2 separate regions of the Homo sapiens genome follow, and region 1 is linked to region 2. A link is an interaction called in ENCODE POLR2A ChIA-PET data of the cell type or tissue named here. Cell type or tissue: PC-9. All regions are shown on one strand. Links, peaks and the distances in the headings refer to the core of each region. The heading gives the core; the rest is flanking DNA. Region 1 overlaps PECAM1 (platelet and endothelial cell adhesion molecule 1). Region 2 overlaps MILR1 (mast cell immunoglobulin like receptor 1).

Region 1 (11,666 bases), core at 1,961-9,960, 120 kb before region 2:
TGCTGAAGAATTTGGCAATGATGAAGAATCTGGGGATGGTTATGATGATGAATAAGAAATGATGATCTGGCCGGGCGTGGTGTCTCACACCTGTTATCCCAGCACTTTGGGAGGCCAAGGCAGGTGGATCACCTGAGGTCTGGAGTTCGAGATCAGCCTGACCAATATGGTGAAACACCGTCTCTACTAAAAATACAAAAAAAATTACCCGGGCGTGGTGGCAGTAGCTGTGGTCCCAGCTACTCAGGAGGCTGAGGCAGAAGAATCACTTGAACCCGGGAGCTGGAGGTTGCAGTGAGCTGCGATCGCGCCACTGCACTCCAGCCTGGGTGACAGAGCGAAGACCCTGTCTCAAAAAAAAAAAAAAAGAAAGAAAGAAAGAAAGAAATGATGATCCTTAACAGCTCTGGGCTCTGGGGAAGACTTGAACAAAGAGAGGCTGAGGATGAGTGTGAGAGAAGCCTAAGCGGGTGGGTTACTGCTGGCTGAAGGATCTGGCTCTTTGGAGAATCATCTAACTCCCCCCAGGCAGAGAGGAGGGAATCTCTCTGATTTTATGTAGGGAGTGAAGGAAAAGAGATTACTTGGAAGATGTTTTCTATTAAGGAAGTCCCAGAGAATTTAGGAGAGAAATTCCTCAAATGGGATGCCTGCTCTTTAGCAACCAGTAAGAGGAAAAGAAAGAAAAGCTGAGCATTCAGGTGGCGCACGCCTGAATCCCAGCACTTTGGGAGGCCAAGGCGGGCAGATCACTTGAGCCCAGGAATTGGGCAATAGCCTGGGCAACATGGCGAATTAGCTGGGCATGGTGGTGCGTGCCTGTAATCCCAGCTTCTCCAGAGGCTGAGGCGGGAGGATCGCTTGAGCCCAGGAGGTGGAGGCTGCTGTTCACTGTGATCGTGCCACTGCACTCCAGCCTGGGTGACACAGTGAGACTCTGTCTTACAAAAAAGAAAGAAAAGAAAAGAAAGAAGGAAGGAAGGAGAGAGAGAGAGAGAGAAAGATAGAAAGAAGGAGGAAAGAGAAAAGGAAAGAAAGGAAAAAGGAAAGAAAGGAAGAAAAAGAAAAAGAGAGAGCGAGAGAGAAAGAAAGAGAGAGAGAGAAAGAGAGAAAGAAAAGAAATCAGCCATGTCCTGCAGGCTCCTCTCCTCAAGGAAGCACTGACAAACAGGAAACCCCTTGGCTTCCAGGACCAGAGGCTTCCAGGTGGGTTGGAGGCACAGCTGCAGGCAGCTGCAGGCCCCGAGGGCTACAGCCTGTGCAAGAACCAGGGCTCTCTCTACCTTCACCCCTGGGCAGGTTAGAGACCTGGCAGGTTCCCTAATGGTCTGCCAGTTTAGAGACAAGGTTGTAGAGCGACAGAGCCCTGATTGACTCCAGGTGGCCCAGGTGGTGCTGTGGGAGGGTCCTGGTCTCGGAGTCAGGGGACTGCTCTAGTAGTACCCTGGGCAAGACACTGAACTCTATAGGGCTCAAGTTCCTCCTGTGTTTTTAAACTGAAATTGATTAAGTGCTCACTCTGTGGCAGGGATAATACAGTGACTGTGGGGATAACCAGCACCATCTCCCATGATTCTATCTCATTTAACCCCATTTGCATTTAACAGTTGAAGAAACTGAGTCTCTGAGGGGTAAGACATCTTGGTCACAGTAACTCAGCTGATTGGGGGCTGCCTCAGAACGGGGACTGGGATGTCTCCCAGGAAAGCCTGTGCTCTACACCGCCTCAAATCCTACAAGAGTGGGTTCTACGATGCCTATAGTTTCTGCCTGAGGGGTCAGGTTCCAACAGCCCGGACTGAGTAATCTAGAACCAACCTGGAGACCCCGAGAGAACCCACTTGAACAGCCAGCTGCCCTAAAGCAGATGAAGGAAATCAGAATATGCCACCACAAAATATGCCCCTTTGGCATAAGGATTGTTTTGAGCTGGTTCAGATGTAGAAGGAAGTCTTCCCAGAGCTTGTTTATCTGACTAAAAGCAGAAACTACTTCTTCCTTTTTTTTTTTTTTTGAGGCAGATTAACAAGAGAAAAACAAAGAGGGTCTCTGTTTTTCTCTTGTTAATCTGTCTTGTGTAATTTGCAGGGCCCCAGTCAGAAAACCTAAGAGAGTAAAGGAAGAAAATTAAGTTTTTTGGAACCCACAGTCTCATTCTGTCACCCAGGCTGGAGGGCAGTGGCACAATCACAGTTCACTGCAGCCTCCACCTCCCAGGCTCAAGCGATCCTCCTGTCTCAGTCTCCTGAGCAGCTGGGACTACAGGCATGCACCACTATGCCCAGCTAATTTTTGTTTTTATATTGGTTTTTTAAATTTTTTAAAATTTTTTTTTTTTTTTTTTTTTTTAGAGATGGGGCCTCACTGTGTTGCCCAAGCTGGTCTCAAATTCCTGGGCTCAAGCGATTCTCTCACCTCAGCCTTCCAAAGTGCTGAGATTACAGGCATGAACCACCATGCCCAGCCCTAAAAGCAGAAACTCCTAAGAAAACACACCTGCTGTAAATGCCCCCATAAAATATTTGTGGCCACTTGATTGACTTTCTCAGTTTGCCACTCTGGGAAGCCAAAAACCATCTTTCCTTTGTCTTGTCATTTGTCTACAAATTTATTGCTCTTTGTTAAGAAGCTTTATATATTTATATTTATTTTTATTTTTTTGAGATGGAGTTTCATTCTTGTTGCCCAGGCTGGAGTGCAATAGCGTGATCTCGGCTCACTGCAACCTCTGCCTCCCGGGTTCAAGCAATTCTCCTGCCTCAACCTCCCGAGGAGCTGGGGTTACAGGTACATGCCACCATGCCTAGATAATTTTTTGTATTTTTAGTAGAGACGGGGTTTCACCATATTGGCCAGGCTGGTCTCCAACTCCTGACCTCAGGTGATCCACCCGCCTCGGCCTCCCAAAGTGCTGGGATTACAGGCGTGAGCCACTGCGATCAGCCTAAGATGCTTTATAGACCCCAAGTGCTAACCACCCCTTTGAGTTACTCATCATTGATGTTTCTCCTGTGTGATTTGCGTTATGTATGTTAATAAACTCTGTTTTCCTCTTGTTAATCTGCTTGTCCAATTCGCAGGGCCCCAGTCAGAGCACTTAGGAGAGTAAAGGAAAAAAAGTTAAGTTTTTCCCTAGAATCCACACTAAGGTGCCCCTCACCACCTATAAAAGGGCCTCCAACCAGTAGCCTCAGATGATCACAGACTTCGCTGGAGGCCTCGAGGCAGAGGTGGTAAGGAGCTGGCCTCCTGCAGCGAGGATCCCTGCAGCTTCCACCTTCTACCACCCGACTTTCCCAAACCGAAGACAGTACACCTCAGTGATCAAGAGCGTGGAGTCCACTCCGGGGAGGAACGATTCTCAGGGGCTGGCTTGCTGCGTGATCTTGGGCAAGCGTCTTAACCTCTCTATGCCTTAGTATCCTCAACTGTAAAATGGGATTTGTGGTGAATCCCATGGACAAATCCCATTGAAAGACACGATGTACTTAGACCACTTAGCACATACAATAAGTGCTCAAATAGGAGATTTTGCTTAACGAAAGCAACTGAAAGTGAACTCTTCAGCAGTGTCCAAGAAAGCGAACACTCTCAGGGACCACCAAGAAAGTAGAAGGGGCATTTTTGTACAACTGCACAATGGGAGCAACCTTGAACCCTACCTCACTTATAACTTTCCCTTACACTAGACAAATAGAGAACGGCTGTTTATTGTCAGATTTGCATTTTGTTAGCTCTGAATATATGGAGATTGTGAAATGAGGTATTTGAGCTAAAAATTCCCCAGAGAATTGGTTTTTCAAAAATTATTCAGGGTCAAGTTCCACAAGGGTTGAGTTTCTATTCTTCTTGTAGATATACCAACTTTTAAAAGTGAATTAAGAAGTGATCGCTATTTCAGATAAAAAGCAGGGTCCTCAGAGAATTGGATGGTTCTTCTAAAACAGTGCTTTTTGCCTGGCACAGTGGCTCACGCTTGTAATCCCAGCACTTTGGGAGGCCGAAGGGGGTGGATTGCTTGAGCTCAGGAATTCAAGACCAGTCTGGGCAACATGGTAAAACCTCATCTCTACCAAAAATACAAAAACTTAGCTGGGCATGGTGGTGTGTGTCTGTGGTTCTAGCTACTTGGGAGGATTGCTTAAGCCTTAGGGGCCGGGGGGTGTTGCACGGAGTTGCAGTCAGCTGAGATGGCACTGCTGTACTCCAGTCTGGGTGACAGAGTGAGACTCTGTTTCAAACAAAAAAACAAAACAAAACACAAACAGTGCTTCTCAAATATTGGCAGCATCAGAAACATCTGAAGCTGGCTAAGTTCAGATTCCAGAGACTAGTTTTGTGGGTCTGGGCTGGGCCCGAGATTGCTGCTGCTGGTTTGCCGACTGTACTCGGAGGAGTCATCCTTTTATATTTATTTATTTATTTTGAATAAATAAATAAAGCACTTACTGAGTGCTTAATGAGCCACCACGCCTAGCCTGAGTAGCCACCCTTTGCAGAAATGTCCTGGACCATTTTAATGATTCCCTTTCCAAGAACCCACTTAAATAGAGGTCTGCTGTACAAAGCGAGATACTCACACAGTCACTATTTCCCCCACAATGTTTACGTCTTTCGGATTGCTGACTTACCTTCAGAATTTAAAAGTTGTCATTGTGTATTTCATTTCACCAGAATTGAATACAGTTATTATACCCCCCCACCGAAAAAAAGGACTTGTTGAGCTCCCCCAGTTCCAGGTCTGCTTAAGCTCTGTGCTCAGCTCTGGGGGAAGCCCTTTCATGAGTAAGCAGTGGGTCGTCACGGGAAGCGAAGTGGGGCCAGCCGAACCAAAGGAAATAGAGCAGATCCGCAAACCCACACCCACTCCCAAAGTCAGTCTACTGTCAGAAAAGCTGAAGCTGCTGGGCGCGGTGGCTCACACTTGTAATCCCAGCACTTTGGGAGGCCGAGGCGCGCGGATTACCTGAGGTTGGGAGTTTGCGACCAGCTTGACCAACAGGGAGAAACCCCGTCTCTACTAAAAATACAAAATTAGCTGGGTGTGGTGGCACATGCCTGTAATTCCAGCTACTCAGGAGGCTGAGGCAGGAGAATCGCTTGAACCGGGAGGCGGAGGTTGCAGTGAGCCGAGATCGCTCCATTGCACCCCAGCCTGGGCATCAAGAGCGAAACTCTGTCTCAAAAAAAAAAAAAAAAAATTAGCTGAGTGTGGTGGCGGGCGCCTGTAATCCCATCTACTTGGGAGGCTGAGGCAGGAGAATCACTTAAATCCGGGAAGTGGAGGTTGCAGTGAGTCGAGATTGCACCACTGCACTCCAGCCTGAGTGACAGAGCGAGACTCCATATCCAAAAAAAAAAAAGAGAAAAAAGAAAACAAGAAGAAAGGCTGAAGCTACTGGGGGTCTCCAAAGCAAAACACTCGACGTCCAAGACCTTGGGGAACCCCAGCCACCAGGGCCTGTGTGGGGAGCAGGTAAGGGTCACCGGCTGGGGTCAGTAAGCATTCAAGAAGCGCTCGTTGACTACATGAATAGTAAATGTGACCCGAGGTGACTTTTTAAGGGTGGTGGGAGAGAGGAAGCCCACAGCGCTGGTGTAAGAGGTGGCACCCCTTTTTTGGCCTTCTTTGCTTCTTCTTTTCTCTGCCCACTCCCAAGGCCCCATCAGTGATTCTAGGGGGCATCCCCCAGGCTGGGGCACTGGAGACCCTCACTCACCAGGGACAGCTTTCCGGACTTCACTGTACACTGTCTCTGTGTCCTTCTTTCCTAGATCTGGAAAAAGGACCAGGCATAAGTTAGTAGCTGCCTCTGGGAACGAGGTCAGTCCACTGCAGTCATAGGAAAAGGTCTGAGGCTCTGCAGGCAAGGCTGTACCCCACCACTGCACCCCACCAGAACCAGGTCCAGAAGCACCCAGAGACCTTGTCATTTCTGATGTTAGAAGATCCTGGCTGGGCAAGGTGGCTCATACCTGTAATCCCAGCACTTTGGGAGGGTGAGGGGGGCAGATCACTTGAGGTCAGGAGGTTGAGACCATTCTGGCCAACATGGCGAAACCCCGTCTCTACTAAAAATTCAAAAAATTAGCCGGGCATGGTGGTGCGTGCCTGTGATCCCAGTTACTCGAGAGCTAAGGGACGAGAATCGCTTGAACCCAGGATGCAGAGGTTGCAGTGAGCCAAGATTGCGCCACTGCACTCCAGCCTGGGCAACACAGTGACACACCACCTCAAAAAAAAAAAAAAGAAGAAGAAGAAGGTCTTGGTCTAACGAGCGTCACTCCCAGTCTGGGAATAGGAGGTCAGCAGGCCATTGTGGAGCAGGGCCACATGCACCAGAGGAACCCTGGACCTGAGGGGCCACGGATGGAGAGGCCCCCAGCAAGGGCCTGCAGCCTCCAGCTTGCTGGCCCCACTCCTCTTCCCCTGCCACCGTGACCCTTGTCCAGACATTCTGCCAGGTCCCTCAACGCAGGGTTGGGCTATGGCCTCCCAATCACCTGAGAGCCCAGACCCCGGGATCCAGAACGAGATCCTGAGGTCTGGGTTAGAGCCTGGGGGTTGTCAGTGACCCTAGGAATAGCTGGGACTGAGAACTCTTACAGGGATAGACAGCTGGGCTGGCTGTTTTCACTGCTGGCTCCTGGGCCTCACTGCAGCTTCTGGTTGGATTGGTCTGGGGGGGTCCCTGGTGCTGGTTTTTTAGGATCTCCTCAGGGGCCCTAATATGCAGACAGGGCTGAGATCCTCTGGGCTAGACCCTCTCAATATGGCAGCATGATGACTGACCCAGGGTGTGGCGTATACCTGGAGGAGACTCAAGGGCGCCCTTCCTGCCATCTGTTTACCTTACACTGGGGTATGGGCACAGGATGTGTATACAAAAATACACACACAGCATATACACACGCACACTCATGCACACAATGTGTATACATGCTATGTATACCCTCATACAGTGTGTAGGATGTGTCTACACACATTGTATACACACTGTATGTACAAACATGCAATCTGGGTGTGCACACACTCATGCACACAGGGTGTGCACACACATACATACCCACCAACCCTGAGGAAACAGGATGGAACCTGGCCACTTCCCAGCTCCTGTCACCTGCACAAAGGCCCAGGAAGCCTCACTGTAGAAAAGAGCCTGATGTCGTGTGGGCCACTGTTCTCCTTTTACAGATGGGGAAAGGAAGCCCCAGATAGGGTAAGGGGCTTCCTGTGCCATGGTCAGTGCATTTCCCTCCTCGGAGTGAATGGCTGGGGTGTGACCCTGGACTCTACCTGCACTGAGATGCCCTTGTCTCACCATGCTCCAGGGACACCCCACTCTCACTTCCTGGCCCCACACACACTCCTCCACAGCCAGCACTGCCCTTTCTCCTTGCCCCATTTCCCCACGACCCTGGTGGAGCTTCACGCATGTACCAACACACCCACACTCACTCTCCCTCTGTGCCCTGGGAAGTTACAGGGCCCCCTGAGCTCCACAGCATGTTGGTGACATTTGTCCACAACACACCGATGTGACTTGTTCCCAAGTCCGTCTCCCTGGCAGACCCCGACCTCCTATGGGGTGACAGCTGGGGTCTTGGACATGTCCCATTCCTAGGCTTGCTCAGCTGCCTGGGGGCACCTGTCCAAGTTTGAAGTGACAGTAATGGTGGTGGCTCCTGTGTCAGGAACCATTTGTGAGGAGAAAGCCTGGGGGTGGGTCAGATCCCTACAGTTGAACTTGGGGCATTTGGGGTGACTAGGGCCTTACACTGACTTCCCCAGGGCACCAAACAGGATTTGGAACTCAGTAGAGTGGCTGAGCTACCAGGGCACCACACTGCTGGGACAGCAGAGATGCCCACACACCCCTCACTCTCTTTCTGTGGCACCAGATGTGGGGGCCTCAAGGAAAGCTGTAGGGATCCCCAACCCTATTGGGGGATCCTCCACATCCCCAAGACACCCTCTGCTTGATGTCAGGCCTGGCCAAATCACTCACTCAGCAGAATCCTAGACACCTAGTGTGAACCCCGCACTGTGGAAGAGGAAAGGTGATCGGGCCTGGTCCCAGCTTTCAGGAGCTCCAGGCTGCGAGGCAGACAGGTGCACAAACAACGCAGACACTGCAACAAATGCTATCAAACACCATATACCAGGCGCATGGTGGGGTGGTCACGGCCAGCTCACCCTCCGACCCAGGCCCACAGTGGGGGCTGGGGCAGGTGAGGAATAAATGGAGGGAGAGGGCTTGGTGTTTGGGCCTGGGGGTTTCTGCTTCTTGGTGGAGCTTCTAGAGTTGCAGCTGCCCCCAAATCTGCCCAGTTAAGTGATGGGTGGGCAGGCAGAGTTGCAGCTCATCACTACCTCTCCTCCCCACCCACTCCACGGCAGCAGCTGCTTGCTAATGAGTAAACCAGGCTGGCAGGCTCTTTGTCTCTGCTGTCAGGGATGTTTCCGGATGGGGCTTTATTTTGGCTTCTGTTTTTCTCTGTGTTAACAGAGAAGGAGATGGCTTCAACGTCATGGGGTTTTCCCAGCAATTAGTCTCAGAGCAAACATGCAGCAAACCAGGATTTACTGAGTTCCTTCCTGCCCCTCCTCCACCCCAAGTGACCACTTGGTCGGCTGCCACTAGGGTCAGAGCTGGATGTGGTTCCCAACCCCTCCTCCATAGGAGGAGGAAGTCTTGAGAGCAGGGAACTGGCTTGGTCAAGACCAGGTCAAATGTACTCACCACTGGCCTTGTACCCACAAAGCCCCTTTTCGTACCTGGTAATACCTGGCTCTCCACCCACAGGAAGGCAGAGAGGGAACACCTGAGGCTCAGGCCTGACTTCCCACACTGCTCCTTAGCTGCCAAGGAGGAGGACGGGTCTAGAAAACTCAAATTGAATTCCCAAAAAGCTCTCCATTGCCCCCAAGTGACCCTCTTTACGGGTCTACCTGGACCTCTGCAGCCCACACAGCTTTTGTGCAAATGGGGAAAGAGGGACCAGTTAGGTGATGGCATCCCTGCAGCTGCACAGCTTGGCAAGGAGGGCACATGCTGACCGCCTCTGCTTCACCCAATCCTGGAGGGTCTCGATACCTCCTTATTTTTAAATTTTTTGTAGAAATAAGTTCTTGCTTTGTTGCCCAGGCTGGTCTTGAATGCCTGGGCTCAAGTGATCCTCTCGCCTCTGCCTCCCAAAGTGCTGGGATTACAATACCTCCTTCTTGTCCCTTCAACCCTTCCCCACCTTTGAGCAAGAAAAAGAAAACCAGGGCCGGGCGCAGTGGCTCATGCTTGTAATCCCAGCACTTTGGGAGGCTGAGGTGGGCAGATCACTGAAGGTTAGGTGATCCCTGAAGGTTAGGAGGGCTTTGCTGCAGTGTGTTCCTGGCTGCCTCTCAGGCTGTCCCTCCACAAGGGAGGGTCTGTATGTGCTTGTGCTGCCTGCGTAGGGCCTTAATCACAATTTGTTATCTCAACGAGTCAATCACTCTACAATGAAATAAAGAGGAAGAGGCCAGGCCTGGTGGTTCACACCTGTAATCCCGGCACTTTGGGTGGTCAAGGCGGGTGGATCACCTGAGGTCAGGAGTTGGAGACCAGCCTGGCCAACATGGTGAAACCCTGTCTCTACTAAAAATACAAAAATTAGCCGGGGATGGTGGTGGGCGCCTGTAACCCCAGCTACTCAGGAGGCTGAGGCAGGAGAATAGCTTGAACCCGGGAAGCAGAGGAAGCAGTGTGCCGAAACTGTGCCATTGCATTCCAGCCTGGGCAACAAGAGCAAGACTGTCATAAAAAAAAAAAAAAAAAAAAAATGAGGAAGAGAGCTTCAGGCCTGCCGCGTTCCCCACCCCTCTCAGGTCCAGTCTAGACTTGGAAGTGAGTTGTGCAGATTGGGCAGTACACAACCCCCGGGGGCCATTCTGTTGGTAGGCTATGGGAATGTGCCCCAGTGGTGCAGCACACAGCCCAGCGGCTCTACGGGGCATCCCTGTAAGGAAAGTTCTGTGCATACAGCTGCTGACACTCAGCCCAGGCTCAAAAAGAGAAGACAAGGAGAAGTCCAAGACTCCTCCCAGATCATGGAGCAAGGGGTGATTTCAGGACCCCATTGCCATGTGGTCTGGCTAGTGGCTGGCACGGCCTGGAAAACTGCACGCATTCAGCCTGCACAGTCAGGAAAACTACCCCAGGCCTGCCTGGCTAGGTGGATGCAGCCTGGGGTTAGCCTCAGAGGAAGGGAGACAGATGGCAATGATCCCAGGGAGCTTCCCAGCTGGGCAGGAAGGTTCTGAGACTGCTTCCTTTGAGCGTGCAGGAGCCACTGTTTCCTTTGAGCATGCAGGAGTGTGCAGTGACCCCCGGGGACTGTGTACTGCCCAATCTGGGTTCGCAAAGGAGGAGGACAGTTAGGAGATGCATTTTTAATTTTTTTTTAGACGGAGTCTTGCTCTGCCACCCAGGCTGGAGAGCAGTGGCTTGATCCTGGCTCACTGCAACCTCTGCCTCCCGGGTTCAAGCGATTCTTCTGCCTCAGCCTCCCCAGTAGATGGATTACAGGCATGCGCCACCACGCCCAGCTAATTTTTGTATTTTTAGTAGAGACAGGGTTTCACCATGTTGGCCAGGCTGGTCTCGAACTCCTGGCCTCAAGTGATCCACCTGCCTTGGCCTCCCAAAGTACTAGGTTTACAAGTGTGAGCCACCGTGCCTGGCCAGGAGATGCATGTTTTTTATGGTGCCCAAAACAAACGAGATTGATGTTCTAGCATTTTCTATGGAGCAGCCCACTCTGCATCCATTTCCCCAGCATAGAACCAGAGACAGGGACTTCCAGGCCAGCCTGCCCTTGAGAGAACCACATACACAAAAACAAAACCCAAGGTGTAAAATCAGTGCCACTGCTCACACGGACAGGGATCTTGTGCTTTCAAAAGCCTTTACCTAAGTGTCCCTCTAAATGGCAAAGCACTCGATATCTTGAAACATGCATTTGATTGACACACATTCAGTCTGCACAAGCAACTTTAGGAACACACTGGGTTTGGCAGGGGGTCTACCTCTGGAAGGGACAAATTGCTCAGTACTTCCTAATTCCCTGGCACTTAGTAAGTGCTCAATAAATCTTACCTATTATTAGTAGTATCATAACTAATAATTATCAAAAATGGCCAGGTGTGGTGGCTTCGCCTGTAATCCCAGCACTTTGGGAGACAAAAGTGGGCAGATTGCTTGAGCCCGGGAATTTGAGACCAGCCAGGGCAACATGGCGAAACCCTGTCTCTATTTTTCTTTAATTAATTTTTAAAATTATTGAGGCCGAGTGTGGTGGCTCACACCTGTAATCCCAGCACTTTGGGAGGCTGAGGGGGGTGGATCTTTTGAAGTCAGAAGTTCGAGTTCACGCTGGCCAACATGGTGAAATCCCATCTCTACTAAAAATACAAAAAAAAAATAAATAAATTAGCCGGCTGTGGCGGTGCATGCCTGTAATCCCAGCTACTCGGGAGGCTGAGGCAGGAGAATCGCTTTAACCCGGAGGCAGAGGTTGCAGTGAGCTGAGATCTCGCAACTGCACTCCAGCCTGGGCACAGAGTGAGACTCCGTCTCAACAAAGAAAAAAAAAATATATATATATATATAAAATAAAAAATATATAAA
Region 2 (11,666 bases), core at 1,378-9,377:
TTCTACTGGGTGACATTGCTGTAGCTCAGTGATTCTTAGCTTTTTAGGTTATAACTGTCTTAATAATCCAATGATAGCAATGAATATCTTCTCCAGAGAAATGCTCATAAAACTACGTATACAAATTTCTGCATAAGGTTTTAGAGAATGCTACGGACTCCAGGTTAGAACCAATTATCTTGGCCAGGTGCGCTGTCTCACAGGTGTAATCCCAGCACTTTGTGAGGCTGAGGCGGGAGGATCACCTGAGCCCAGGAGTTTGAGACCAGCCTGGGAACTATGTGGAGACTGTGTGTCTACAAAAAGTTAAAAAATATATATATGTAGCTGAGCGTGGTGGCGTGCCTATAGTGCCAACTACTCAGGAGGCTGAGTTGGGAGGATTGCCTCAGCCCAGGAGTTCAAGGCTGCAGTGAGCTGTGATTGCACCACTGCACTGCAGCCTGGGTGACAGAGAGAGACCCTGTCTCAAGAAAAAAAAAATCCCAATGATCTTTGGACATAAACTGAGTATATTCCTTGTGAAAGGAAAAGGAAGAAGGAGGGGGAAAATCCCTGCAAACATGGTACTGGAATACGATGGATATGTGAGGGCAGGAACACAGCTGATGGTATTCTCTAGTGGTCAGACTCCTGCTGCACTCAGCAATAAGCCCATCAGTTCATATGTTTTTTGTGCACGACCTTCCTGCAATTTGTTAGGGTAATTACACAGTCTGGTAATAAAACTATCTTGGTAGATTATAAAACTGTATCATCTTCAGTTAGGCCAGATCAATAGGCACTACGGAGTACCTACTCCATGCAAGCAATTGTACTACTGGGTTTTTAATGAGGCCTAAAACATAGTGTTGTCTCCAACCCAGTAAGGGTTGAAACTATGAGCCATAAACACAAATTCATTAATCACTGATTCACTCATCAAAAAAAAATTTTTTTTTTGAGATGGATCTTGCTCTGTCACTCAGGCTGGAGTGCAGTGGCACCATCTCGGCTCACTGCAAGCTCTGCCTCCCGGGTTCACACAATTCTCCTGCCTCAGCCTCCCGAGTAGGTGGGACTACAGGCGCCTGCCACCACGCCTGGCTAATTTTTTTTTTTTTGTATTTTTAGTAGAGACGGGGTTTCACCATGTTAGCCAGGATGGTCTCAATCTCCTGACCTCGTGATCTGCCCACCTCGGCCTCCCAAAGTGCTCACTCATCAAATGTTTAAAGAGAACACAGGGCCGGCTGCAGTGGCTCACGCCTGTAATCCCAGCACTTTGGGAGGTTGAGTGGGGGCAGATCACTTGAGGTCAGTAGTTCAAGACCAGTCTGGCCAACATGGTGAAACCCTGTCTGTACTAAAAATACAAAAATTAGCTAGGCATGGTGGTGGGCACCTGTAATCCCCAGCTACTTGGGAGGCTGAGGCAGGAGAATTGCTTGAACCTGGGAGGTAGAGGTTGCAATGAGCTGAGATCGTGGCACTGCACTCCAGGTTGGGTGACAGAGTGAGACTCCGTCTCAAAACAGAAAAGAAAGTAAATAAAAAAAAAATTGTTTTTAAGTGTGGACTCTTGAAGTCAGTCCCAACTCGGCCATTTACTAGCTGTGTGACCTTGGGCAAATTTCTCAATCTCTCTGAAGCACAGTTGGTTCATCTGTGGAATGGGCATGATACTATCCACACTACAAGACTGTCGTGAAGGTCAAATGAGATCATGTGACTGGCACGCCTGGCACATGATAGATACTTAACAGCTTTTCTTCCTTTCCTATAATACTGTCTTATTAATGCATTATATATATATATAATAAAATGTATAGCTGGGTTTTTCTGTTAGGTCATAGAATAGGCTATGATCTAACAGAGTGTAGCAGACCCATTTCCTGTTGAGAATTTCTCTTGAATCTAGTTAGCAGGGTTACTTCCTGCTCTTTGGAGGAAGTGAAAGATAATTGTGCAGCTGAGTTCTATAAATAAAAGTACAGTTGGAGAAAACGATATTTTTGGGGCTGGGCATGGTGGCTCACACCTGAAATCCCGGCACTTTGGGAGGCTGAGGTGGGAAAATCACTTGAAGCCAAGAGTTTGAGACCAGCCCGGGCAACATAGTGAGACTCTGTCTCTACAAAACATTTAAAAATTAGCCAGCAGTGTGCACCTGTAGTCCCAGCTACAGAGGCTGAGGCAGGAGGATCACTTGAGCCTGGGAGTTTGAGGTTACAGTGAGCTATAATTGTGCCACTTCACTCCAGCATGGTTGAAAGAGCAAAACCCTGTCTCTGAATAAATAAATACATTGAAAAGAAAATGATATTTTTGGATTAAAAAAACCCACTGTAAATTTACAAGGATTGAGAATAAAAGCACTTCTTGGGCCGGGTGTGGTGGCTCCTGCCTGTAACCACAGCACTTTGGGAATTCAAGGTGGGAGGATCACTTGAGGCCAGGAGTTCAAGACCAACCTGGCCAACATGGTAAGGCCCTATGTCTATAAAAAATAAACATAAAAAAGCACTTCTCAGCTTCATACTTAGAACTGGATCATTGACAAAATTATATTCATTATTAACAATAAATAGATTGTGAATTCTAGGAAGGGCAAGCTTGCACCCCAATTCCTCAAAGCAGAGAGATGCCCTCCACTCTCTGGCTTTCTCAGCACTCAGCTGAGAACCTCGGCTAACAACACACTGCACGGGGTTGGCCACATGCCCATTGGCCTTTCCCAGTGGGCCGTGAGCTTCTTGACTTCTCAGGAAGGGGGTCGTTCATCTTGGTTCCACAGCCTGGAGTGGAGTAAGGGTTCCACTCATATTTGTGGTCTGAGTGAGCACACCCAGTCTGTTTATCCTTTTCATGTTCACTTTCATTCTTCCAGACCCGGTGACTTCCCCAGTGCTGAACATTATGGTCATTCAAACAGAAACAGACCGACATATAACATTACATTGCCTCTCAGTCAATGGCTCGCTGCCCATCAATTACACTTTCTTTGAAAACCATGTTGCCATATCACCAGCTATTTCCAAGTATGACAGGGAGCCTGCTGAATTTAACTTAACCAAGAAGAATCCTGGAGAAGAGGAAGAGTATAGGTGTGAAGCTAAAAACAGATTGCCTAACTATGCAACATACAGTCACCCTGTCACCATGCCCTCAACAGGTAAGAGCAACCTGAGTTCTTTCAGCCAGGTCTGAACTCACTTCCAGAAACTGCAGCTGCTCCTCTGCCCACCCATTTCCCACCATGGCCACCTGACCTTCCAGGTCCTTCTGAAGGTGCATTTGTCAAGGTAGAAGGATAGAAGGAAAACTAGGTCGTGTGCAGTGGCTCACACCTGTAATCCCAGCACTTTGGAAGGTTGTGGCTGGCAGATCACTTGAAGGGTCTCTTTGGTAGAGTCCATGCAAACTCTCATGGGGTTGCTTTCTGCCATAAAGGAACCACAGAAAGGCCTAGAAACTGGAGCAGGAGGGGGACTTGTGGCAAAACTTTCTGCCCTGCCTTTCCAATTTGCATCTGTCTTAGAACTGCCAGGTCTTTTAGTTTTCTTTGTTTTTTCATCATTTGTATGTCTGCCTTTCTTTCTTTTCCTTCCTTCCTTCCTTCCTTCTTGTATGCCTGCCTTTCTTTCCCTTCCTTCCTTCCTTCCCTCCTTCCTTCCTTCCTTCTTTCCTTCCTTCCTTCCTTCTTTCTTTTCTTTTCTTTTTTTCAGAGTGTCACTCTGTTGCCCAGGCTGGAGTGCAGTGGTGTGATCTCAGCTCATTGCAACCTTTGCCTCCCAGGTTCTAGAGATTCTTGTGCCTCAGCCTCCTGAGTAGCTGGGACTACAGGCACCCGCCACCACGCTTGGCTAATTTTTGTATTTTCAGTAGAGACGGGTTTTCACCATGTTGGCCAGACTGGTCTCGAACTCCTGGCCCCAAGCGATCTGCCCACCTCGGCCTCCCAAAATGCTGGGATAACAGCTGTGAGCCACTGTGCCTGGCCATCTTGTACTGATTTCTAATACCATGCCCTCCTGCTTGGCTGTTTATTGCTCCACTGCTAATGATGATGGGTCCAGACTCCTGCACCACCCTTGGCTCAGGGCAAGAGAGGCCTCTGGCCAAGCCCTGTGTTTAGTGGGCTCTGGTCTGGTACCTCCAGGCTATGCACCTTCCCCTAGGCTGAGGGGTTCAGGGAGCCGTGGGGATGCAGCCACCTGAACCCTATACTCCCACTTTTCTGCTCCACACTCTAGGTACCTGGACCAAAATCCCCTGCCCAATCAGATCAGAAGCCATTTCCAGGGCCTGTACCAGTCTCTCCCCCAGCTCATCCTCCCGAGGGTGGCCCACAGTAAGGGTATGAGCATCCCTGAACCTGAGCCAAGGGAGCTGTTTATGGGGGGTGTGGATGGTGTTTGCACATGTGGGCTGGGGCGTCCACGTGCATGCAAGGCCCCTTAGGGTGCAGGTCAGAGCCCAGGTCGGGAGCGGGGCAGCCCGGGACTTCAGTGGGTTCTGTCCATGCTGCCACGTCCTGATGCCAAACTCTGGAAAGTCTGAGAATTCCAGATTCAAACCTGACCTTCCAGGTCCTTCTGAAGGTGCATTTGTCAAGGTAGGAGGATAGAAGGAAAACTAGGTCGTGTGCAGTGGCTCACACCTGTAATTCCAGCATTTTGGAAGGTTGTGGCTGGCAGATCACTTGAGCCCAGGAGTTTGAGACCAGCCTGGGTAACATGGCAAAACCCCTGTCTCTACAGAAAATAAAAAAATTAGCCGGGTGTGGTGGTGCATGCCTGTGGTCTCAGCTACTCAGAGGATGAGGTAGGAGGATTGCTTGAGCCTGAGAGGTCGAGGCTGCAGTGAGCTGTGATCATCGTGCCCTGCATTCCAGCCTGCGTAACAGAGCGAGACCCTGTCTCAAAGAAAAAAGAAAAAGAAAAAGAAAGAAAAGAAAAACTAGGTTAGCAAAGGCACAAGGCACACTTGGACATTGACCACTTCACCCAGCCAGGTCCTCAGAACAGAGCCCACGCCCTGGTATTCAGTGAGTGTGGTCTAACAAGTGAGGCAGCCTGCTGGAGTCAGGCACTTGGCTATGAGTCACAGCCCTTCCATTCACTGGCTGTGTGACCTTAGGAAAGTCATTTCACCTCCCTGAGCCTTACTCACCTCATCTATAAAATGGGAGTGATGCCAATGGGATAAATAAGGCAACACAGGTGAAGTGCCTAACACAGTGTCTGGCCTGCAGCTAAAACTCAACAACTGGCAGTTGTTTGGATGACACGAAACATGCTGCCAGGGCTCAGGGCCTTGCCCAGTAAACACCCAGGCTTTTCTGGTGCTCATGACCCCAGAAATGTTGCTGGTATTCGTCCTGTTAAATTCTGTGCTGCTTTTCTCTTCTTTGGGTGGCCCCTGTGGAAGATGTGCTTGGTCATGACTTTTTAAACTTTATTATTTTTATTTTATTTTATTTTATTTATTTATTTATTTATTTATTTATTTATTTATTTATTTATTTATTTATTTGAGATGGAGTCTCACTCACCCAGTCTGGAGTGCAATGGCACGATCTCGGCTCATTGCAACCTCCGCCTCCTGGGTTCAAGCGATTCTCATGCCTCAGCCTCCCAAGTAGCTGGAAATACAGGCACGCGCCACCAGGCCCAGCTAATTTTTATATTTTGGGTAGAGACAGGGTTTCACCATGTTGGCCAGGCTGGTCTCAAACTCCTGACCTCAGGTGATCTACCTGCCTTGGCCTCCCAGAGTGCTAGGATTACAGGTGTAAGCCACTGAGCTCAACCTATTTTTGTTTATTTATTAACTTATTTATAGAGACAGGGTCTGGTTCTGTCCCTCAGGCTGGAGTGCAGTGGCACAATCATAGCTCACTGCAGTCTCCACCTCCCGGGCTCAAGCGATCACCCTGCCTCAGCCTCCTGAGTAGCTGGGATCATAGGCACATGCCATCACACCTGGCTAATTTTTATTTATTTATTTATTTTGTAGAAACAGGGCCTCACTATGTTGCCCAGGCCGGTCTCAAACTCCTGGCCTCAGGCAATCCTCCCACCTTGATCTCCGAAAGTGCTGGGATTACAGGTGTGAGCCACCACGCCCAGTCAAGAACTTTATTGACTAATAAGTCCCGTGAGTTTTAGATGTCATGACCATTTGGGAACCTGGGTGCATAGTACATTGGTTAACTTGGGAGACATCACCTTTTCTAAAACACTTACTGGCTTAATGTCATTGGAAAAGAAAATGCTATGGTCACCAATGGATGCGGTCTTCTTCCAGGCGGAGACAGCTGTCCTTTCTGTCTGAAGCTACTACTTCCAGGGTTATTACTGTTGCTGGTGGTGATAATCCTAATTCTGGCTTTTTGGGTACTGCCCAAATACAAAACAAGTAAGTTCTTTTAGTCGCTTTACCACCCGTTTTCCCGTGGGCTTGGGATACAGACAGCAGGACAGAGGGTGAGGAGAAAGAGAAAAGGGGATTGGAAATAGAATAGGGAGAAAATGAAAATAGGAGGAAAACATGAGAAAGGGGGGCGGGAATGGAATAGACTTCCTGAACGGTTCATGCAGAGGGTAATTCTTTCTCCAGGGAAAGCCTTTTCTGTTTGAGGGCAAGCAGAGCTGGCTTCACAGACGTACAGCCTGTGCTGTCACACAGGGCCCTGTGCCAAGAAGAACTCCACATTTGGTATTTGTTTATTTATTTATTTATTTATTTTTGAGACAGAGTTTTGCTCTTGTTCCCCAGGCTGGAGTGCAGTGGTACGATCTCGGCTCACTGCAGCTTCCGCCTCCTGGGTTCAAGCAATTCTCCTGCCTCAGCCTCCCAAGAAGCTGGGATTACAGGTTTCCGCCACCATACCCAGCTAATTTTTTGTATTTTTAGTAGAGACAGGGTTTCACCATGTTGGCCAGGCTGGTCCCGAACTCCCAGCCTCAGGTGATCCACCTGCCTCAGTTTCCCAAAGTGCTGGGATTACAGGTGTGAGCCACTGCTCCCGGCTGCATCTTGAAATTCTTCATAATTTTTTGTACGCTCTTTTAAAAATTGTTAATGGTGGTAAAATATACATAACACTAAATGGGCCACTTTAACCTGCTTAAATGCATAGTTCGGTGGCATTAAGCACGTTCCCATTGTCATGCACCCTTCTCCACCATCCATGTCCAGAACTTTTTCATCTTCCCAAACTGAAACTCTGTCCCCATTACACACTAGCTCCCCATCCCCTCTTCCCCCGGGCTCTGCCAACCACCATTCTGCTTTCTATCTCCATTAGTTTGACTCCTCTAGGCACCTCATGGAAGTGGAAGCATTTATCCTTTCATAACTGGCTTATTTCACTTCGATTAATGTCCTCAAGGTTCATCCATGTTGTCATATGTGTCAGAATTTCCTTCCTTGATAAGACTGAAGAATGTCCCATTGTACATAAATACGCCACACTTTGTTTATCCATTTATCCCCCATGGGTACCCGGGTTGCTTCCACCTTTTGTCTATTGTTTAATAATGCTAGGAACGTGGGTGTGAAATTATTAATGTTTTTAAACAAGAGGCCCTTTTCCTCGTATGACTGCTTGTGAAAGATGTACTCGGTCCTGACTTTAAGAACTTGTGTTCCTTTTTTTCTCTCTCTCTCTCTTCTTTTTTTATTCTATATTAAATGGAGACGGGGCCTCACTATGTTGCCCAGGCTGGTCTCGAACACTTGGGCTCAAACAATCCTCCCACCTCGGCCTCCCACAGTGTTGGGATTATAGGCGTGAGCCACTGTGCCGGGCCAAGAACTTGTGTTCTTAATTAAACACAAGTTTAAGGCCTGTGAACAGTGTTCATTTCGCACTGGGCGCTGCAAGTGGTGCGGCTGCTCCTGACTGCAAGTGCCTCAAGCGAGAGCTTTGCCTTGAGTGACTCTAGATCTGCCACATACGTAGGGGAGGTTCAGTGCATGAGGACAAACAAGCGTCATCCCATTAGCACAAAAGACACCTTCAAAAGGTTTACAATTGTTTGGGGCTGGAAGTATTGAAAATATTAGGTTGGTGCATAAGTAATTGCAATTTTTGCCATACTTTTATGGCAAAACCCACAATTACTTTTTTTTTTTTTTTGAAATGGAGTCTCGCTCTGTTGCCCAGGCTGGAGTGCAGTGGTGCAATCTCGGCTCACAGCAGCCTCTGTCTCCCTGGTTCAAGCGATTCTCCTGCCTCAGCCTCCTGAGTAGCTGGGATTACAGGCACCCACCACCATGTATTTTTAGTAAAGACAGGGTTTCACCATGTTGGTCAGGTTGGTCTTGAACTCCTGACCTCAGGTGATCTGCTCGCCTCAGCCTCCCAAAGTGCTGGGATTACAGATGTGAGCCATTACGCCCGGCCCACAGTTACTTTTGCACCAACCTAATATATACATATTTTTTATTTCTACATTTCTATGCTTTCTAGATTTTCAATGTAGAAGTATAATCTATTCTACTATAAGATTTTTTAAAAAACTTTATTAAACACACCAGACTCAAAAAAACAAAAACAGAAACAAAAAAGCATCATTTCTCTCTTCCCCACCTTAAGTGCTACATCCAGCAGAAAACTTGTCAATGTTATTAGAAGCCTCAGTTACAGCTTTTTTAAAAAAATGTTTTTTAGAGACGGGGTCTCACTGTGTTGCCTAGGCTGGTCTTGAACTCCTGGACTCAGGCGATCCTCCCACCTCAGCCTCCCAAAGTGCTGGGATTACAGGCATGAGCCACTGCACTCAGCCCAGTTACTGCTTTTCATTCCTCACGTCTTATGGCCACCACTGGTTAAGCCTTCAAAGTGGTTTTTTCATTTGGTACACGAGTGCAGAAGGATATGAAGATTTACACAAAAGACAGTTTGGGTCTCAGCACTGGCCCCCATCAGCAAGCTGAGGGCTGTTGGACAAGCCCCTCAGGCTGTTGCTTCTGAGCCTCAGTGTTCTGAGTTGTGGAATGGGCCATGGAGATATTGTCAGAACTGGCAAGAGAACCAATTGAGAACCATCTCCAGAGAGTCACAACTCAGAGAAGTCAGGGACTCAGTTGACATAAAACTTGAACACAGAGGTCACAAGTTATACATCTGATGCATCTTTAAGATTTTATTTTATTTCATTTCTTTTTTTTAGAGATGGGGCTTCACTGTGTTGCCCAGGCTGGAGTGCAGTGGTGCCACCATAGCTCACTGTAACCTCCCACCTTAGCCTCCCTAGTAGCTGGGAATACAGGTATGCACCACAACTCCTGGCTAATTTTTTTTTTTTTTTTTTTTTTTTGAGGCAGAGTCTCGCTCTGTTGCCCAGGCTGGAGTGCAGTGGCACAATCTCCGCTCACTGCAACCTCTGCCTCCCAGGTTCAAGCGTTTCTCCTGCCTCAGCATCCTGAGTAGCTGGGATTACAGGCGCCCACCACCACGCTAGGCTAATTTTTGTATTTTTAGTAGAGATGGGGTTTCACTATGTTGGCCAGGCTGGTCTTGAACTTCTGACCTCGTGATCCGCCCACCGCGGCCTCCCAAAGTGCTGGGGCTGGTGAGCCACCGCGCCTGACATTTTTTTTTTTTTTTTTTTTTTTGAGACAGGATCTCACTTCCATCACCCAAGGCTGGAGTGCGGTGGTGCAATCATGGCTCACTGCAGCCTTGACCTCCCAGGCCTCCTCCTGCCTCAGCTACCTGAGTAGTTGGGACCACAGGCGCGCACCACCATGCCTGGCTAATTTTTTTTTTTTTTGTAGGTTTCACCATGTTTCCCAGGCTAGTCTTGAACTCCTGGACTCAAACCATCCTCCTGCCTCAGCCTCCCAAAGTGCTGGGATTACAGTTTTTTGTTTTTTTTTTAATTACAAAATTCTTTTTAGAGACAAGGTCTCACTATGTTCCCCAGGGTGGTCTTGAATTCCTGGCTTCAAGTGATCCTCCCACCTCAGCTTCCCAAAGCACTGGGATTACAGGCGTGAGCCACTGCACCCTGGCCCACATCTCATATGTCTTAAAAACATGTTTCTCCTTCTTATAAAAAGTCCAGGTTCTTGCAAAAGTGGCATTAATATTTTTGATTACTGGCTGGAGCTACAATAGAATTCAGTGAGGCTGGCCGGGCACAGTGGCTCATGCCTGTAGTCCCAGCACTTTGATCACCTGAAGTCTGGAGTTTGAGACCAGCCTGGCTAACATGGTGAAGCCCCGCCTCTACTAAAAATACAAAAAATTAGCCAGGCATTGTGGCACATGCCTGTAATCCCAGCTATTCAGGAGGCTGAGGCAGGAGAATCGCTTGAAACCAGGATGCGGAGGTTGCGGTGAGCGGAGATTGCACCATGGCACTCCAGCCTGGGCAACAGAGCAAGACTCCGTCTCAAAAAAATACAAAAATTAGCTGGGCATGGTGGTGCACAACTGTAATCCCAGCTACTCGGGAGGCTGAGGCAGGAAAATCGCTTGAAACCAGGATGCGGAGGTTGCGGTGAGCCGAGATCACGATAGTGCCACTGCACTCCAGCCCAGGCGACAGAGCGAGACTCCATCTTAAAAAAAAAGAATTCAATAGGCCATTTACACTCTCTTGAAGATATTACAAAGCTTCCACAGACTATTCTCTTCAGCGAAGGAAAGAAAATAAGTCTGGCTAGTTCAGGCATAATCTGATAGGCAAAGCATGTTCCTCTGAAGGCCAGGAAAATAAATCAGAACAGCCCCTGGCTTGGAGGAGCGGTGTCTAGACTCCCTGTTGAGTCTATAGTTTTCCTTTGTTAGACAACAGTTTGGGCCATTGGAGCAAGTCACTCTCTGTTTCAGAACTTTGAGGGAATTCTGCTCCTTGGCCGAGGAGATGAGAAAAATGTGGCTGAATTGGTTTAATTTGATGATTCCTACCTATTTACGTAGGAAAAGCTATGAGAAATAATGTGCCCAGGGACCGTGGAGACACAGCCATGGAAGTTGGAATCTATGCAAATATCCTTGAAAAACAAGCAAGTAAGAGAACTTTGTTGCGTGTTTTGGGTGGTTTCAGGTTTTTGTCTTTTTATTTTGTTAAGGTTGTACAGACATACGGGAGTGGGGGGTGGAGCAAAAGGGATAGAGTTCAATGTCTATTGATGCCCAGTCCCACTTTCTAGGGGTAATAACCAGTTTTTTAAATCCTTCCACAGATATTCTGTGTGTATAATAAACAAATGGTAGTGATTGTAGCATATTGTAGGTATGACTTTCTACACCATGATTTTGTTTTTTTTTCATGTAACAACGTATCTTGGAGATTTTTCACATCTGTTCAGAATGATCCACACTGTGTTTCACAGTCTTTCACGGTCACCTCTCAAAGCAGGCATTGCATATTGCTTTGCAGTAAACAAGACCCAGCGCCTCGGCTGATGTATTAGTCCATTCTCATGCTACTATAAGGACATACCTGAGATGGGGTAGTTTATAAAGGAAAGAGGTTTAATTGACCCACAGTTCCGCAGGGCTTGGGAGGCCTCGGGAGACTTACAATCATGGTGGAAGGGGAAGCAAACACATCCTTCTTCCCAAGGCGGTAGGAGAGAGAAGAATGAGAGCCAAGGGAAGGGGGAAACCCCTTATAAAACCATCAGATCTTGTGAGAACTAACTCACTGTCACTAGAAGAG

What was found. Peaks named below come from ENCODE experiments on the same cell type or tissue, not always from the same donor. Only the 100,000 strongest peaks of a DNase experiment are listed, where the experiment ranks them.
Region 1: POLR2A ChIA-PET joins it to region 2 with 12 read pairs; 5 of 35 experiments call an interaction of 5 or more read pairs at or near these places.

Annotation. Positions count from the first base shown.
Region 1 is chr17:64,335,914-64,347,579 of GRCh38, forward strand. PECAM1 (platelet and endothelial cell adhesion molecule 1) reads right to left here. Exons shown (of 16, transcript NM_000442.5): 14 at 5,721-5,777. Among named protein-coding and RNA genes, the nearest start is that of PECAM1, 49 kb to the right of the region's middle. In PC-9, for the core only: no CTCF peak of the experiment used is centred there; a DNase peak (open chromatin) is centred at 8,628; H3K27ac peaks cover 2,668 bases.
Region 2 is chr17:64,454,531-64,466,196 of GRCh38, forward strand. MILR1 (mast cell immunoglobulin like receptor 1) reads left to right here. Exons shown (of 10, transcript NM_001085423.2): 4 at 2,870-3,154; 5 at 6,292-6,402; 6 at 10,922-11,011. Among named protein-coding and RNA genes, the nearest start is that of MILR1, 11 kb to the left of the region's middle. RefSeq lists an enhancer at 2,816-2,875. In PC-9, for the core only: no CTCF peak of the experiment used is centred there; a DNase peak (open chromatin) is centred at 5,061; H3K27ac peaks cover 1,205 bases.